Regions from separate parts of the Homo sapiens genome. Here region 2 is linked to region 1. A link is an interaction called in ENCODE POLR2A ChIA-PET data of the cell type or tissue named here. Cell type or tissue: CD4-positive, alpha-beta T cell. All regions are shown on one strand. Each heading gives the region's core, and the rest is flanking DNA. Links, peaks and the distances in the headings are about the cores only. Region 1 overlaps CNOT6L (CCR4-NOT transcription complex subunit 6 like). Region 2 has its middle 9.5 kb from the start of MRPL1.

Region 1 (9,316 bases), core at 668-8,667:
CCCAGTGAAATACCTAAGGTGGTTTTTTTTTATTCATTGAAAGTGATCTTTTTTCTTTCCTTTTATCTTTAATAATTTCAGCTTTTATTTTAGATTCAGGGAGTACACATGCAGGCTTGTTACATGGGTATATTGCATGATGCTGGGGTTTAGGGTATGAATGATGGCATCACCCAGGTAGTAAGCATAATATCTAATAGGTAGTTGTTCAGCCCTGTTCCCCTCATGACATTTTTTTTTTATAGAAATTAACATGCTTATTCTAAAATATATATGGAAATTCCAAGGGCCTAGAAAAGCTAACGCTGAAACAACTTTGAAAAAGAAAAATAAAATTGGAGGATTTACACTATTGATATGGTCTGGCTCTGGGTCCCCACTCAAATATCATCTCAAATTGCAATCCCTATGTGTTGGGGGAGGTGCTTGGTGGGAAGTGATTGAATCATGGGGGAGGACTTCTCCCTTGCTTTTTCTTGTGATAGTGAGTTCTCATTAGAGATTGTTGCTTGAAGGGGATGTGTGGCACTTCCCCCTACACTCTCTCTCCTGCTCTGCCATGCTAAGACATGCTTGCTTCCCCTTCACCTTCTGCCATGATTCTACGTTTCCTGAGGCCTCCCAGTCATGCTTCTTGCCTGCGAACCAGGAGTCAATTAAACTTCTTTTCTTCATAAATTACCCAGTCTCAGGTATTTTTTACAGCAGTGTGAGAACAGACTAACAGAACTACGTAATTTCAAGAGTTATTACAAAGCTTCAGTAATCATGGCAATAAGGTACTGACAAAGATTAACATCAAGAGAACAGAGTCTAGAAACAAACACAAACATACATGGTCAATTAATTTTCAACAAAACTGCCAAGGACGCCAGGTGTGGTGGCTCATGCCTGTAATCCCACCACTTTGGGAGGGCAAGGAAGGCAGACTGCCTGACCTCAGGAGTTCGAGACCAGCCTGGACAACATGGCAAAACCCCATGTCTAACAGAGAAATACAAAAAAATTAGCTGGGCATGGTGGTGTCCCTGTGGTCTTAACTACTTGGGAGGCTGGGATGAGAGGATCACTTGAGCCTGGGAGGTCCAGGCTGCAGTGAGCCATGATGGTGCCGCTGCAGTGAGCCGTGATGGTGCCACTGCACTCCAGCCTGACAGAGGAAGACCTTGTCTCAAAAAAAAAAAAAAAAAAAAAAAACTGCCAAGGATATTCACTGGGGAGGATAATCTCTAACTAATAGTGGTAGAGCAATTAGATTACCATATTTTAAACAAACGAACCTCAAACTTTACCTCATACTATATAAAAAAAAAACAAAAACACAGTAGCCCCCCATCTCTGTCCCTTATCTACAGTTTCACTGCAGTTTGTAACCTGTAGCCAACAGGGTCAAAAGATATTAAATGGAAAATTCCAGAAATAAACAATTCACAAGTTTTAAATTGTGTGCCAGTCTGAGTAGTGTGATGAAATCTCCTGCTGTCTCTTTCAGTCCTGCTTGGACATGATTCATCCCTTTGTCCAGCATATTCACACTGTTTAGTATACCTGCCTATTAGTCAATCAGTATCTATCTCAGTTATCAGACTGTCAGTCTCACAGTGTGTTTAAGAAACCCTTATTTTACTTAATAATGGCCCCAAAGCACAAGAGTAGTGATGCTGGAAATTCAGGTATGCCAAAAAGAAACCATAAGGGGCTTCCTTTTTAAGTGAAATGGTGAAAATTCTCAATTTAATAAGGGAAGAAAAAAATCGTATAGTGAGGTTGCCAAAATCAATGGTAAGAATTAATCTTCCACCTATGACATTGTGAAGAAGGAAACAGAAATTCATGTGGTAACTGCAGTTTTAGGCATCCACTGAGGGTCTTGGAATATATATCCTCCACAAATAAGGGTGGGACTACTCTATGTTCAACATGGATCACAGGCCTAAATTTAAGAGCCAAAATTATAAAATATCTAGAAGAAAACACAGGAGAAAACCTTGGTGACTATGAGTTTCGCAAGGATATCTTCAACACCAAAACAAAAGCATGATCCATAAAACAAAAAATTGATAAATTAGACTTTCAAGAACTTTTGCTCCTTGAAAAACATTATTAGGAAAATAGGCTAGGCATGGTGGCTCCTGTCTGTAATCCCAACATTTTGGGAGGCCAAGGAAGGAGAAGCACTTGAGACCAGGAGTTCAAGACCAGCCTGGGCAAATATAGCAAGACCCCGTCTTTACAAAGTAATACAAAATCAGCCAGGAGCCTATAGTCCTAGTTACTCAGGAGGCTGAGGCAGGAGGACTGCTTGAGCCCAGAGGCTGCAGTGAGCTATGATCGTACCATTGCACTCCTGCCTTGACAACAGATTGAGATCTTGTCTCTAAAACAAATAAATAATTTTTTTAAAAAAAGAAAATAACCCACACACTGGGAAAAAATATTTACAAATCATGTATATGATAAAGAATGTATATCCAACATAAAGAACTGTCAAAATTCAGTAATAAAAAAAATTTCTAATGGGCAAAACATTTTAATAGACACTTCACCAAAGAAGATATATTGATGGTAAAAAAGTACATAAGATGCTTTAGTCATTAGAGAAGTGAAAATTAAACCACAATGAGATTCTACTCTATACTTTGGCCTATTAGAATGGCTAAGTTTTTAAAAAACCGAGCCAAGAAAACAACCGGAACTTTCATACACTAAAGATGAGAATGCAAAATGCTACAACTTTGGGAGAAAGTTTGAAGGTTTCTTAAAAAGGTAAACAGGCCAGGCACGGTGGCTCACACGTATAATTGCAACACTTTGGGAGGCCGAGGTGGGAGGATTGCTTGAGCCAGGAGTTCAACATGAGCCTGGGCAACATAGTTAGACCCCATTTCAATTAAAAAAAAAAAATAGCCAGGCATGGTGGTGTGCACCTGTGATCCCAGCTACTAAGGCAGCCGAGGTAGGATTGCTTGAGCCTGGGAGGTCAAGGCTAGAGTGTGCCATGATCACACAACTGCATTCCAGCCTGAGTGAAGGAGCAAGACCCTATCTCAAAAAAAGAAAAAAAGTTAAATATGCAGCTACCATATGACCCAGACATTCCACTCCTAGATATTTACCCAAGATAAATGAAAACATTTGTTCACCCAAAGATTAAACTGAACTCAAATGTTCTTAGAGCTTTATTTATAACAGCCCAAAACTGGAAACTGTTGAACAGGCCAGGCACAGTGGCTCATGACTGTAATCCCAACACTTTCGGAGGCCAAGGTGAGAGGATTGTTTCAGGCCAGTAGTTCAAGACCAGCCTGGGCAACACATCAAGTCCCTGTTTCTACAAAAAACAAACTTTGCTGGGAATGGTGGCACGCACCTGTAGTCCCAACTGCTCAGGAAGATCACTTGAGCCCAGGAGGTTGAGGCTGCAGTGAACCACGCTAATGCCACTGCACTCCAGCCTAGGCTAGTATAAACAAGGTCAAAAGTAATATGTTCAGGATGGGTGTGGTGGTTCACGCCTGTAATCCCAGCACTTTCGGAGACCGAGGCAGGTGGATCACCTGAGGTCAAGAGTTCGAGACTAGCCTGGCCAACATGGTGAAACCCCGTTTCTACTAAAAATACAAAAATTAGCTGGGCGTGGTGGTGGGCGCCTGTAATCCCAGCTATTCAGGAGGTGAGACAGGAGAATTGCCTGAACTCAGGAGGCAGAGGTTGCAGTGAGCTGAGATTGTGCCATTGCACTCCAGCCTAGGTGAGGGGAGTGAAACTCCATCTCAAAAAAAAAAAAAAAAAAAGGAACATGTTCAGACCCAAACTAAGAAGTTGCAAGGGTACCTGTAAAAGGATCACATATCATCTATTATAAGCCAAGTGTATGAGAGCTCTTTCATTCAAAGTAACAAATCCTCTAGAAAAAGTAGATTTAGTCCATGTTTTAATGTGGAAAAAAACTGAAGTAACATTCTAACACTTCATATGAAATCCTTCATCTTTTTCCTTTTCCTACCTTCCAATTTCGGGCTCTGCCTCTCTGGTAGTACATGGCAAATCCAAGAATTGAGTATTTTTTCACAAATTTAATATCTGTTTATATAAACAATCACCTGTACATAAAACTAAGCATGTTATACTCCATCAAAAAAAAAAACTAATTCAAGAAATTGGTTTTAATTACCAGAAAACTGAACTTGATAGTATCAAAAACTGAACTAATGAATCCTTTTCATAAAGCTAATTACTTTAGCTTTTCTATTTCTTCAGGAAAATATTTTAAATTAAGTCTTACACAAAGGCCAGGTATTATGGCTCACACCTATAATCCCAGCACTTTCGGAGGCCAAGGTGGGAGGACTGCTTGAGCCCAGGCGTTCAAGGCCAGCCTGGGCAACATAGTGAGACCCTAACTCTACCAAAAAAAATTTTTTTTTTTAAAGTAGCCAGGCACAGTAGCATGTGACTGTGAGTGAGCACCAGCTTCTTGGGAGGCTTAGATAGGAGGATTACTTGAGCCCAGGAGGTCAATGAGCTTATAATTACACCACTGCACTCCAGCCTGTGAGCGACAAAGCAAGACCCTGTCTCTTAAAAAAAAAATTAAAAAAAATAAAGTCTTGTATACAAAGTTTTGAACAATATGAAAGTCTGAATAGCTGTAACAGCCATCCCATACTTTTGAACTGAACCAAATTATACAATATTTTAATGTTAGATAAACATAAAAGTTGTGTAAAGAGGTGTTAAAACTAGTATGACTATTCTGAGAAGCAGGGTTTAGAATGTGTATAAGCCATATCTGAAATCTACAAGTCTCCATTAAAAACAGTAGAGTAAAACAGAAAAATCTTAGTAGCCCAACTGTCTGAAATAAAACTTGATAAAGTATAAAGAAAAGCTCCATCCAGGAGAGGGTTCCAAGGTACCAACATCTTAATTACAAAAGGATGTAAAAGAAAGTTAAGGCCAATGCTGACTCACACTGATCCAAAACAACTAGCATTAAACAAAGAGCTAACCCTTAACTTTTTGGCATGAATAAAATGCCTACAAAAGTATCCACTCTACTCATATAAATGACTGCCAAGAAGGTGGTGCTTTGTATTGAGCAGAAAGGTTAGAAGGGAAAGGGTGTCAACTTTAAAATTGCTCCTAAAATAGTTGATTAGAAGGATAAAGAACAAGAGAACTTACAATGGCTTTGAGTCAAGCTTGGTTCCAGGAAAAGGATACTCTGACCCTACGTGAAAGCAAAAACCAGCCACTGAAAAGTAGACACCCAGATTTTGCCAGCAGAAGGAAGAGTATTGTTCATTTCCCACAAAGGTAGCAGAGTCTTTAACTTCAATTCCTAGGTTTTCCTGGCAAATAGATACTCTGCAAAAGCAACAAAGCAAACTAAATATAATGCTCTTCACAATTTCAATCCTGCACTCACAACGCCAGCTTCACAAACTCATCAAAGGTCACAGAGGAGCTAATTTCCTGTTTTGTTACTTAAAACTCATTACCTTCCTCCTGAGCTAACCAATACAGAATAATTTCCTTCTTGTTTTGAAGCTGACAAAATAATGACAGTATACATGTAACATACCAAAAAAAATTTTTAGACAGTTACTAAGAGTCAAGGAATACAGTTTGATATAATTTTCTGAAAACAAATTGCACAGAATCCATGTCTATTATTACTCCACTTGAGGAATATTTATTTTTCTTAACAAATTTTAAAACCTTTATTTTGAAGTTATTTTACCAGAAGATAAAAATTGGGGGGGGGGGAGAATGAAACATTTTATAAATATTTATCAAAAACCCATTATAAGCCATGCACCTTGCATGTGCCTGTAGTCCCAGCTACTCAGAAGCTGAGGCAGGAGGACTGCTTGAAGTCAGGAGCCCGAGGCTATAGCAAACTATGGTCACATCTGTGAATAGCCACTGTATTCCAGCCTGGGCAATATAGCAAAAACTATGTCCCCCTGTCCTAAAATCCTCATAGTCCAGGAAACAAGATGAGAAAAATGTAAACAATGACTACCATGTTGTAAACATTTATTTCCCATTTCTTTCTAAAATGTATTTAAAGTTGCTTTCCCCAAAAGAAATATAACAGTTTATACATAATTTTAATTTAGTGAAGAATATGTGTAAATTCCATTAAAGTCCATTATAATGCTACTAAGAAGATTCCAATGGAGCAGTAGTTCTAATACAGGTTGATGATTGTGAGGTGTGTTACAAATACAGTAATTTGTAACTATTAATAGTAAAAATTACCTAAATTTATGTACACCTTATACATACAATATAAATATACTGTATGTCAGCATTGATTCTCTATCCTCTTACCAGTATTCCAACAATAAGAAGAGTAGAGTTACAACTATTTCTCCCAAATATTACAAATCATGATGGATACATGTTGCATATGCACATATCCTTTAGGTATGTTATATAGGTTTTAGTCTTCTTTGTATTAAAATATGCCTCTTATCATGCTACTAAAAAATGTTTTCATTAAACATAAATTACTTCCTAATTACTAAATGAATTTTCAATCTCCTTTTCAGACAGTACTCATCCCACATGGCTTCTCTGACTTTGAAAACTAAGGGCAACATTATTTCTTGAAACTTTCCCCTCCCTTATCTTCTGGACCAGATTTTAACTAGACTGATAGAAGATGGAGTTTATGGGTGAGAGAGAAAAGAAAACATGCACTGAACACCCAGTATGTGGCCAGATGGTATGCTAGAGAATTTGAATTATTGCATTTAACTTAACCAAAAGCATAGACCCTAATTATCAACTATCATTTTACAGATGAGGAAGGTGAGATACAGAGAAGTTGTGCAGACATCTAACACCTCACAGCTAGTAAGTGGCTAGACGGGAATCTGAACATAGTTAAGACCAACTACAAAAACCAAGCTTCTACTAAATCATGCCAAATTTTAGACATTCCCAGAAGAAAATGCGGAGAAAATATTTTATAATCTTGGGGTGCAGAAAACTTATTCTAAGCAAGGCAAAGACCTTTTATAAGGAATGATAAACAGTATTTTAAAAATTTAATGTCTATAAGGCAAAGAGCAAAGTCATAAACAAAGTCAAAAAACAAACAAGAAACTGGAACAAAGTCTCTGCAATATTGATAATGAGCAATAAGGTAATGTTTCTAAAATGTAAACAGCTATTAACAAAGTAATAAGAAAAACAGAGACACCCAATAGAAAAATTTAGGGTAAAGGTCATGATCAGGCAAATCACAAAAGAATGCAGTGGCCAAAAAAAATGTGAAAAAAAAAATTATCTCCACTATAATTAACAAATTCCAAAATTTAAAATATGTATGACTTTTTGTTATTAAAATGACAAAAATTAATTATGTGAATATGAGTTTGAGAAAATAAGCATACATCACACAATTGTTGGGAGTAAAATTTTATAAAACATTTCTAAAGGGCAATCTGACAAGATGTATCAAATATTAAATGTGTAATTACTTTGATCCAGCAATTCCTTTCCTAAAAATTTATACTTTAAAAAAGTGTGCAAAAGGTGTTTATACAAGTTTTTTCACTGCATTAGTGTTGATAATCATCAAAAATACAGAAATAAATTGTCAATCAACAGGGGACTGAATGACAGGACATCAATAAAATGGATTACAATGAAGCCATTAAAAAGCAGGAGGTAGGGCAGGTGCGGTTGCTCATGCCTATAATCCCATCACTTTGAGAGGCCGAGGCAGGTAGATAACCTGAGAACGGCAGTTCAAGACCAGCCTGACCAACATGGAGAAACCCCATCTCCACCAAAAATACAAAATTAGCCGGGTGTGGTGGCACATGCCAGTAATCCCAGCTACTCGGGAGGCTGAGGCAGGAGAATCGCTTGAACCCGGGAGGCCAAGGCTGCAGTGAGCCGAGATCATGCTATTGCACTCCAGCCTGTCAACAAGAGCGAAATTCCGTCTCAAAAAAAAAAGAAAAAAGCGTGAGGTGTGGAAATGTAAAACAGCGCTGCTACTGTGGAAAAGTTTGTCAATTCCTCAAAAAGTTAAAACACAGAAATACGTATGACCCAGCAATTCCACTCTTAGGTATACACCCAAGAGAAATGAAAACATACGTCTTCACAAAACCATATACATGAATTATTTATAATAACCAAGTATGTATAATAATATATTGTTCACTCATAAAAAGGAATGAAATATTGGCCGGGCACAGTGGTTCATGCCTGTAATCCCAGCACTTTGGGAGGCCAAGGTGGGCAGATCACCTGAAGTCAGGAGTTTGAGACCAGCCTGGCCAACATGGTGAAACACCGTCTCTACTAAAAATACAAAAAATGAGCCAGGCGTGGTGGTGGGCTCCTGTAATCCCAGCTACTCAGGAGGCTTAGGCAGGAGAACTGCTTGAACCTGGGAGGCGGAGGCTGTGGTGAACCGGTATCGTGCCACTGCACTCCAGCCTGGGTGATGCAGCAAGACCCCATCTCAAAAAAAAAAAAAAAGGAATGAAATACTGTTATATGCTACAACATGAATCTTGAAAATATTATGCTAAGTGAAAAAAGCAGACACAGTCACATATTATATGATTCTACTTATATTAAATGACTAGAAGAAGCAAATCCATAGAGACAGAAAGTAGACCAGAAATTGTCAATGGATGGGGTAACTGGAACTAACTGACATAAAATATGAGGTTTCTTTTGTGGGTGATGGAAATGTTCTGGAATTTGCTTGTAGTGGTGGTTGGCAACATACTGAATGTACTAAAACCACTAAAATATACACTTTAAAATGGTGAATGTTTGTGTTATGTAATACATATCTCAACTTTCATCCTACAATTTTTTAAAGCATGAGGTGTATTTATTAATGAAAAAAGATGTTTTCAAATGAAAAAAAAGCAAATTTTTAAAAAAGTATACACAGTATGAACCTATTTTAGTTATGTTTTTGTGGTTATGTAAGTATATATTGACCAGAAACAGGTAACAGTACTACCACTTAGCCTTGAACAACATGGGTTTGAACTGCACAGGTTCACTCGTGGAGATTTTTTTTAACCAAACACAGATGGAAAATATAGCACTTGTGAGATGAGAAACCCATGTATATAGAGGGCCAATTTTTCATATACATGGCAGGACCTGAGTATGTATGCATGGATTTAGGCATACACAAGGGTCATGGAGCCAATCCTCTCTATACCAAGAAACTACTGTATATATTATACTGCTAACAAGCTTGATCGCCATGAAGCAGGATAACCAGAAAATTATGCGTTTTATTACCATTTGAATTTTT
Region 2 (9,316 bases), core at 662-8,661, 53 kb after region 1:
ACAATGGTTGGATTATTCATGAGTTTTCCAGGAAAGGGGCGGATATTTCCCAGACCTGAGGTTTCTTCCCCTTTATAGACTACATAGTGTAACTTCCAGACATTGCCACAGCATTTGTAAACTGTCATGGCACTGGTGGGAGTGTCTTTTAGCATGCTAATACATTATAATTTGCTTATAATGAGGAGTGAGCACTACCATAGGTCACTTTTATTGCCATCTTCGTTTTGGTGGGTTTTGGCTGGCTTTTTTTTTTTTTTGAGACGGAGTCTCACTCTGTCACCCAGGCTGGAGTGCAGTGGTGCCATCTCCACTCACTGTAACCGCTGCCTCCTGGGTTCAAGCAATTCTCCTGCCTCAGCCTCCTGAGTAGCTGGGATTACAGGCACTCACCACCACGCCCACACCCGGCTAATTTTTTGTATTTTTAGTAGAGATAGGGTTTCACCATGCTGGCCAGGCTGGTCTCCAACTCCTGACCTCAGGTGATCCAACCCCCTCCCCAGCCCCCAGCCTCCCAAAGTGCTGGGATTACAGGCATGAGCCACCGTGCCCAGCTTCTTTACAGCATCCTGTTTTGTTTTGTTTGAGACCAGGTCTCATTGTCACCCAGGCTGGAGTACAATGGCACAGTCTTGGCTCACTGCAGCCTCAACTGCCTGAGTTCAAGCAATCCTCCTGCCTCAGCCCCCCAAGAAGCTGGGACTGCAGGGCCACACCAGCAGACTGTGCTAATTTTTTTTTTTTTTTTTGAGATTAGGACGGGGTTTTGCCATGTTGGTCAGGTTGGTCTTTTTTTTTTTTTTTTGAGACAAGGTCTCACCCTGTCACCCAGGCTTGAGTGCAATGGCACGATCTCGGCTCACCGCAACCGCCCCTTCCTGGGTTCAAGCGATTCTGCCACCTCAGCCTCCTGAGTAGCTGGGATTAGAGGCACGTGCCACCACGCCTGGCTAATTTTTGTATTTTTTGGTAGAGACAGAGTTTTGCCATGTTGGGCAGGCTGGTCTCATCTCCTGAGCTCAAGTGATCCACCTGCTTCAGCCTCTCAAAGTGCTGGGATTACAGGCATGAGCCATCATGCCCAGCAGCTGCATCCTGTTTTATCAGCAGGGTTTTATGACCTGTATCTTACGTGGACCTCCTATCTCAGCCTGTAAGGAAGAATGCCTAACCAACTGGGAATACAGCCTAGTAGGTCTTAGCCTTATTTTACTCATGCCCTATTAAAGATGGAGTTGCGGCCCTGCGCAGTGGCTCACGTCTGTAATCTCCACACTTTGGGAGGCCAACACAGGTGAATCACTTGCGGTCAGGAGTTCAAGACCAGCTTGACCAACATAGTGAAAACCCATCTCTACTAAAAATACAAAAATTAGCCAGGCATGGTGGCACATGCCTGTAATCCCAGCTACTCCGGAGGCTGAGGCAGGAAACTTGCTTGAACTCGGGAGGCAGAAGTTGCAGTGAGCCGAGATGGCTACTGCACTCCATCCTGGGGGACAGAGCGAAACTCTGTCTCAGTAAATAGCCGGGTACGGTGGCTCTCAACTGTAATCCCAACACTTTGGGAGGCCGAGGCAGGTGGATCACCTGAGGTCAGGAGTTCAAGACCAGCCTGACCAACAAGGTGAAACCCCGTCTCTACTGAAAATACAAAAACAGCTGGGTGTGGTGGCATGTGCCTGTAATCCCAGCTACTGGGGAGGCTGAGGCAGGAGAATTGCTTGAACCCAGGAGGTGGAGGTTGCAGTGACCTGAGATCACTCCACTGCACTCCAGCCTGGGAGATGGAGCAAGACTCCCTCTCTAAATAAATAAATAAATATAGAGTTGGGATTGCTCTGGTTCAAATGCCTGTGACAAATTGATTACATCAAAGTTGATTAATAGGGTGCATACTACAATTGCAATAAAACCATGTTTTTCTTTATCATTTTTAAATCAGTAGTGACTATAACATGGCTAAGTTTGAGTGAGTACTGCCTTTTTTGTTTGTTTGTTTTTTGAGATGGAGTCTGGCTCTGTCGCTCAGGCTGGAATGCAGTGGCACGCTCTCGGCTCACTGCAAACTCCGCCACCCAAGTTCAAGCAATTCTTCTGCCTCAGCCTCCCGAGTAGCTGGGACTGCAGGCGCGTGCCACCAACCTGGCTAATTTTTGTATTTTTAGTAGAGATGGAGTTTCACCATATTAGCCAGGCTGGTCTTGAACTCCTGACCTTGTGATCTGCCTGCCTCAGCTTCTCAAAGTACTGGGATTACAGGCATGAGCCACCACACCTGGCTGAATGAGCAATGTCTTAAAAGTTTCTGAATTTTCTAAATAAGATTTTTTAGGCAATGGAGATTCCATTTGGAAAATTACAATTTCAGTACAATATCAATTTAATAAATTAAATACAGTGTTCCGTTATATTTCCAAATGTAGGCAATCAAGTTTAAATAATGGGTTGGAATGGTAGTAGACAGACTTCAAACAAGAATTCTAGACTAGGGACAAGAAATGTCTGAACTATGACTATATTATATTCTGTAGCATATAAAGCTAAAACTGGACAAAACACCACAAGGTTCAAATGGGAAAACTTTCACTAATTAATTCAATTAAAAATCATGAATTAAGTAGGATCAGACTAATTTACTGAGAGCTAGTTTACCTAACCCAGTTTGACTAAGGGTTTCTAATGTATTCAAATGAATGTATATAAAATAGAAAAAGACACCATCTGAACATAAAACACACCACCAGTGACAAAAAGGAGCAAAAACAATTATTAAACATACAAGGTTCAGATGGAAAAAAAACTTACATGAATTGCTTAAAATATGAAAGACAAATGGATCTTTTTTTCTTTTTTTATTTTGAGACGGAGTCTCACTCCGTTGCCCAGGCTGGAGTGCAGTGGCACGATCTCGGCTCACTGCAAGCTCCGCCTCCCAGGTTCACGCCATTCTCCTGCCTCAGCCTCCCGAGTAGCTGGGACTACAGGCGCCCGCACGCCCAGCTCATTTTTTATATTTTTAGTAGAGACAGGGTTTCACCATGTTAGACAGGATGGTCTCGATCTCCTGACCTCGTGCTCTGCCCGCCTCGGCCTCCCAAAGTGCTGGGATTACAGGTGTGAGCCACAGCGCCCAGCTGACAAATGGATCTTTACCTAAGAATTTAGTCAAACCCTTACAAGTGGTAATTTCAAAGGTTTGGCCTGGTGTTTTTGGCTAATAGAGCAACTATTAAGAGGTTTATTCTTCAACTGTAGATCTATTTCTTACTGAACATAATTTAAAAAGGAGTGGGACTCTGCAAACTCAAGTGTCTGCAGAGTCTAGGCAGATATTGTGAATGAGTAAAATGCCTAGAGAGGCAATGCAGTGTGATGAGGACTGTGTATCTGGGAAGTTGATCGCCCATCTAAAAATTGCAATGTCTATTCAGCTCCAGTGGATCATAGCTATGTAGAAATATGGCTTAATCTGACTATTTTCAAAATAAGACAGAAATCTAGATCTTAAGGTTAATCATCAGCTCCATTAAAAAATATTTGTAGGCCAATACTGTATTAACAAAGTATTGTTAAGTAACTGTCTCTGAGAATTCATATTTTTCCTTAGGAGATTGTGTGTGTGTGTGTGTGTGTGTGTGTGTGTGTGTGTGTGTGTGTACAATCTAATAGTTATCCACTAGACAACTGAAATAACAAAGAGGCATTTTCTGCAACTCACACTAGAGGGAAAAGTTAAAGAGTATCAGACTGTAGTGTCTATGGTCCTCTGGGATTGTTCTGTGGGTCTTGGAGAATGCTAATGAACATAAAGAACTGTCTTGTTGGGAGTTCCCAAGGCATTCGTCTTGACTGAACAACTCTAGATATTGAATATGTACTGTGTTGGAAGCGGTGTAAATCATAGGGTAAGGCCATTCTTTCTATGTAGAGAAAAAGATTTTGGCAAAGACTGCCGTAGCATTGCACATTGTGAGTAAGTTGAAGGTAGTATTCTTATTGTAAGACACAGACCTCGGCATAGATTTAAGAACTAAAATTAACCATAAGAGGACGTGCTGAAAATGGTTTGACTTCTTGCCTGCATTTCCTTTGGAATTTGGAAATTGTTATTATTAGCATAGTGTTAACTTTTTTTTTTTTTTTGGCCAATGTAAGTAATTATCTTTGTTTATCCCACCTCTTCAGTTAAAATCTGATTTAGCAATATATTGACTAGGTGTCTGTAATAGCCAGAGACAGAGCAGGAAACAGGTGGTAAACTCAAATAATTTAACTGAAGAGAGTTTAAAAGGGGTACTATTTACTGAGGTGTGGGCAGGGTTAAGGGCACCAATAAGGGATTGAAATAAATGTGGACAGGCAAGCGTGGGAGCTACAACTGCACCTAGGCCACAAGGAACAAAGGGAGACACAGTGTTATTGGAACACTCACAGAATTGCCTTCCCTTTCATACTGGTCCTGTGCCCTTCAAACATTCTCACTGTCCTTAGGATGAACCACTCCTCAGAGCCACGCAAAGACCCCCTGAAGAAGTCAGGACATTCTCTGTATGTCCAGCTTGTATGTGAATCTCAGGGTGCACACCGCTTGCATTTAATGAAGCCCTCCTATTATACAGTTGCTACTTCCTGAATCCTTTCAGTGTGCAGTATACATGGTGAGTTGTGGTAATGCTACAAAACTCCCCACCCTCACCGTAAACCACGGAAGGCGTCTGGCCTCTTCCTATAGCAGAGCTTTGAGAACTTGGGCATCTTACTCTCCCTAGCCTTCTGTAGCTTTCCCTCTGGGTAGGTTCAGAAGAGCGATGCATTCTTGTGTTTTCATGAAGAATTACATGTCATATACCATTTATGATGGTACGAACTAAGAAAAGATAGGAAGTTACCAGCACATATTTTAGAGCCTAGATTATTACAGTTTAAAGATATTTTATTTACTCTTTTACTCATATACCTATGCCCAGTTGATATTTTTTTCCTTTGACCTTTGGAGAAATCTTTTTTTTTGTTGTTTTTTATTCTCTAAATACAATCTATTTTTCCTAATGGCTCAGGATGCTAATTACTTTTCTTCCTCACCTTGGACCCCTGTGTAGTTCTTTGATCTGTTTTGTTTTGTTTTGTTTTTGTTTGTTTGTTTGCTAAGGCCTAGAGCTCTTTCATTTCTCCCAGAGGAGCCAGAAAAGCAGCTTTTATTTTCTATTAAATATTAACCCTTAACAATTATCCACAGTTGTTTAGAATAAATTGTCAAGATGTCATTGAAGCTGGGGAACAGCAATGGAGAATTGTGTGCCATAAAAATACTGTCACCCCTATTTTCAGATAGAGAAACTGAGGCACATAACTTGCTGGGGTTGACCATGCCAAGAAAGCCTGACCAGAACCTCTGGCCTCCTGATTATTAAAGGCCCCTCTACTCTGAGTCTCTTTTCTCTCCATTCCCCTCCCATCCTACCTTACCTTATTTCCTCCAAGACCACTACTACCCTACATCTACCACTTAATAACTACAAGAAGAAGAAAAATGCTAACCTGGAAGGAACAACAGAAACATCAGTAGATGGAATAAAATAGTTTAGGCAAGATGCAGTGCTACTGTGCACAGGCGAATATTGGAGTATTTGAACTCAATATTGTCCAGATAAAAATGACTAAGAAATAATTCCCAAGTTTCTCTGAAAACCCTGGGCTCATTTCCTGAAGCAGTAGAAAAGAGATACCTAGAGATAGAGAAAAAAACCCTGAGGCTGGAACTTGGCAAGGAACTCAGGCTCAGTTTGACCTAATCTAAAAGAAAGACAGGACCTGAAAGGAGAGTAAAAACAAAATGTCAAGTTCACTTCGAAGTGAACAAAACAATAAAGCCACACAGTACATAAGGGAGGAAGAGTGTCATATCCTTTCAATTGCTTACTGCCTCCTCTTGTGAGTTACGCACACTCTCTACAAAAATAAGATGTCCTCGTGAGAATTGCTTTGTCAGTATTGTTACTTTTCTCAGGTCTACAAAGTTTTAAAAATATGTCTATCCATATTTTAGATAAATGTTTCAAACAAGTTTTACCTCCTCATGCATTAGAAATAAAAAAAAATAACTCTAGTGTTTTGTTGGCACTTGTGATTTATATGCGTGGCTTTGACGATCAAAAAATAGTGTAATGTACTTACATGTTACTTACTTTCTCCTATACACTCTGATGTTATCTGGCCATTCTCTAATTTAATACATCAGCACCGAAATATTGAGTCACGGCTGAATATATGTGGAAATACCAGAGTTTCTGGGTAGCAGTGAAGCAGGAAGAGGGTGTGGTGGTCAGATGCATTGGCTTTGGTGTCAGAATCTAACACTAGCTTGTGGACTTTGGCAGGTCACTAATTTCTTAGGGCCTCAGATTTTTCATCCATGAAATGGGGATTAAGCACAATACCATACACAAAGTTACTAGCACCGTGTCCAGCATGCAATATGTGTGTGATACATGTAAAATAGCTGTTAAGATCCCAGACTCTGTAGGCAGGCATCCTGGGTTCAGATCCCAACCAACTACTTACTAACTGGGTAAGTTACTTAACTTCTCCATGACTCTGTTCTTTCTTTCTTTATTTTATTATTATTTTTTTTGAGACAGAGTTTCACTCTTGTTGCCCAGGCTGGAGTACAATGGCACGATCTTGGCTCACTGCAACCTCCGCCTCCCGGGTTCAAGCAATTCTCCTGCCTCAGCCTCCCAAGTAGCTGGGATTACAGGCATGCACCACCACGCCTGGCTAATTTTGTATTTTAAGTAGAGATGGGGTTTCTCCATGTTGGCCAGGCTGGTCTCGAACTCCCAACCTCAGGTGATCCACCCGTCTCAGCCTCCCAAAGTGCTGGGATTACAGGCCTGAGCCACTGCACCAGGCCTGACTCTGTTCTTTCATCTGTAAACTGTGAATAATTATAGTACCTATCTCATAGGTTTGATGTGAAGATTTAAATAGTTAAAATAATAAAGCCCTGGCACACAGTAAGTGTTCAATAAGCATTAGCTATTATTATTCTAAAATTGTGCTGTCCAATGTGGTAGCCATATGTGGCTACTGAGCTTTTGAAATGTAGTTAGTCCTAACTTTGATGTGCTCCAAGTGTAGAATACACATCAAATTTAAATACTTAATATAAAAAAGAATGTAAAATATTTTAATAATTTTTATATCAATTATAGTTAAACATACTGAGTTAAATTACTATAATTAATTTTACTTGTTCCATTTTAATATAGCTACTAGAAAATTAAAAAGTACATGTGTGGCTTGCATTATATTTATATTGGACAGTGCTGTTTTTTAGAATTTAGAAATCTTAAAGCAAAAAGTTCATCAAAAAGAACCTTAGCTTTTGGTTTAGTTCAAAATGTAGGATATTCGTGGTACACTTTTTGTCATAAAATATTGAGGACAAGCAAGGGAATTACAAAGTAGTAAGTGAAGCCATTAGAACTGCCAAAGAAGTTAATACAATTTTAGGTTGCATTAATTTTTCCAGAACCCAGTGTTCTTTTCTCCTCTGGAGTGTTTTGTTCAGCTGTGGGATTACATTTTAAGAGAGACATAGGCATCTAGAGTATATCCTTCATAAATCTCCTAGTAAGATGAGAGGTTCTCATCACCACACCATGAAAGGGAGGAACTGTGAGTGGTTAAAAATAGGGACATATTCAGCCAAGTGAGGAGAAGACTTAAAGGGAGACATGATAGCTATTCTCAAACACCAGAAAAGTTGCCATGTGGAAATGGAATTGACGTGAATGGTTCATTTAGTCCAGGTTACAAGGACTATTTAAGCTTTCAATACATATAACAACTTTTTAACAATTAGAGTTGCCCCCAAATGGAATGAACTACCTTACAGAATATTCCAGACTGTATCACCAGAAATTTAAACAGAGAATTATAGGGAGGTAGGTAGATGAAGACTTCCAAAAGCTTTTCAAACTCTGAGATTCCATGATTAAGGTTTTGCCACTAATTCTGGAATAGAGCTGCCAATACAGCATTAAAATCAGAATAACTAGAGTCCCACAGTTTTAATTAGTTTTTTTTAAAGAAGATATAGAAATTCACTGGTGCTAGCTCAAGAAAACAGGGATATTGTAGACATATATATGGTAGATAGGGATCTCACAAGAATGCAGGGAAAGGGATAGAGATACAGCAGGCTTGTTGGAAACTTTAACAGGAACTGAGGCAGCATTTGCTATCTTTCTCTCATAGGCTGCTTGATTTCTTTCTTTCTTGCGGTATCTCTGCTTTTCTTGCCATCCTTATTCCCTTATATTATTGCAACTCACTGGCTTCCTGTAACTTCACTCACTCGTCATTTCTGTTCCCTAATAGTTTCAGATTGCCTTTCAAGGCCGTTCTAGCATGGAATTTATTCTATGACCCTGGAGCTTGAATTTTCCCACCTGAGTGTTTCAGTCTTTCATTTTCCCAACTTTGGTTTTGTGAGAGGAATAATTGATCTAGTTTTTCTTTTCAAGGCAGGTCACTGGCCATGTATGGGTGGGCTTTCCTTGGGTCAGATGGCTTCCACTGATCCAAATATCCTGGGCTGGGGAATTTTATTTATGTGAGAGGAGGCAGTTTCTACCAGAAGCAGATGTGGGTGGGGCAGGAAGCTAATGGTATTTTTAGTATCTCTATTGAAAGACGCTGAAAGATGGAGGCAATGGAGTTTACTCCCAGAAATTTGTGAATCTACTTAAACTTATTCTATTCCCTGTATTAGAAGGAGCCTATTTAAAAGGTTCTGGTTTGGGATTAATGATAGGTATGTGAGTTTTGCTCTCAAATATGCTCTAGGACCTTGCTACTCAAAGGGTGGTCTGCGAACCAGCAGCATCAACATCACTGTTAGGAGCCTGTTAGAAATCAGAGGCCGGGCGTGGTGGCTCATGCCTGTAATCCCAGCACTTTGGGAGGCCGAGGCGGGTGGATTGCCTGAGGTCAGGAGTTCGAGACCAGCCTGGCCAACATTGTGAAACCCCATCTCTACTAACAATACAAAAATTAGCCGGGCGTAGTGGCAGGCGCCTGTAATCCCAGCTCCTTGGGCGGCTGAGGCAGGAGAATCACTTGAACCCGGGAGGTGGAGGTTACAGTGAGCCAAGATCACGCCACTGCACTCCAGCCTGGGGGACAAGAGAGAGACTTCGTCTCAAAAAAAGAAAAAAAAGAAATCAGAATCTCAAGCCCCATCCTAGGCCTACCAAATCAGAATCTACATTTTAATAAGATTTCCAGGTGATTTGAATTCACA

Evidence for each region. Peaks named below come from ENCODE experiments on the same cell type or tissue, not always from the same donor. Only the 100,000 strongest peaks of a DNase experiment are listed, where the experiment ranks them.
Region 2: POLR2A ChIA-PET joins it to region 1 with 17 read pairs; 25 of 35 experiments call an interaction of 5 or more read pairs at or near these places.

What each region holds. Positions count from the first base shown.
Region 1 is chr4:77,795,930-77,805,245 of GRCh38, forward strand. All of the region lies in intron 1 of CNOT6L (CCR4-NOT transcription complex subunit 6 like), which reads right to left. Among named protein-coding and RNA genes, the nearest start is that of CNOT6L, 19 kb to the right of the region's middle. In CD4-positive, alpha-beta T cell, for the core only: no CTCF peak of the experiment used is centred there; a DNase peak (open chromatin) is centred at 5,472; H3K4me3 peaks cover 769 bases; H3K27ac peaks cover 2,734 bases.
Region 2 is chr4:77,848,657-77,857,972 of GRCh38, forward strand. No RefSeq gene overlaps it. Among named protein-coding and RNA genes, the nearest start is that of MRPL1, 9.5 kb to the right of the region's middle. In CD4-positive, alpha-beta T cell, for the core only: no CTCF peak of the experiment used is centred there; DNase peaks (open chromatin) are centred at 4,715, 5,905 and 6,275; H3K4me3 peaks cover 2,252 bases; H3K27ac peaks cover 4,191 bases.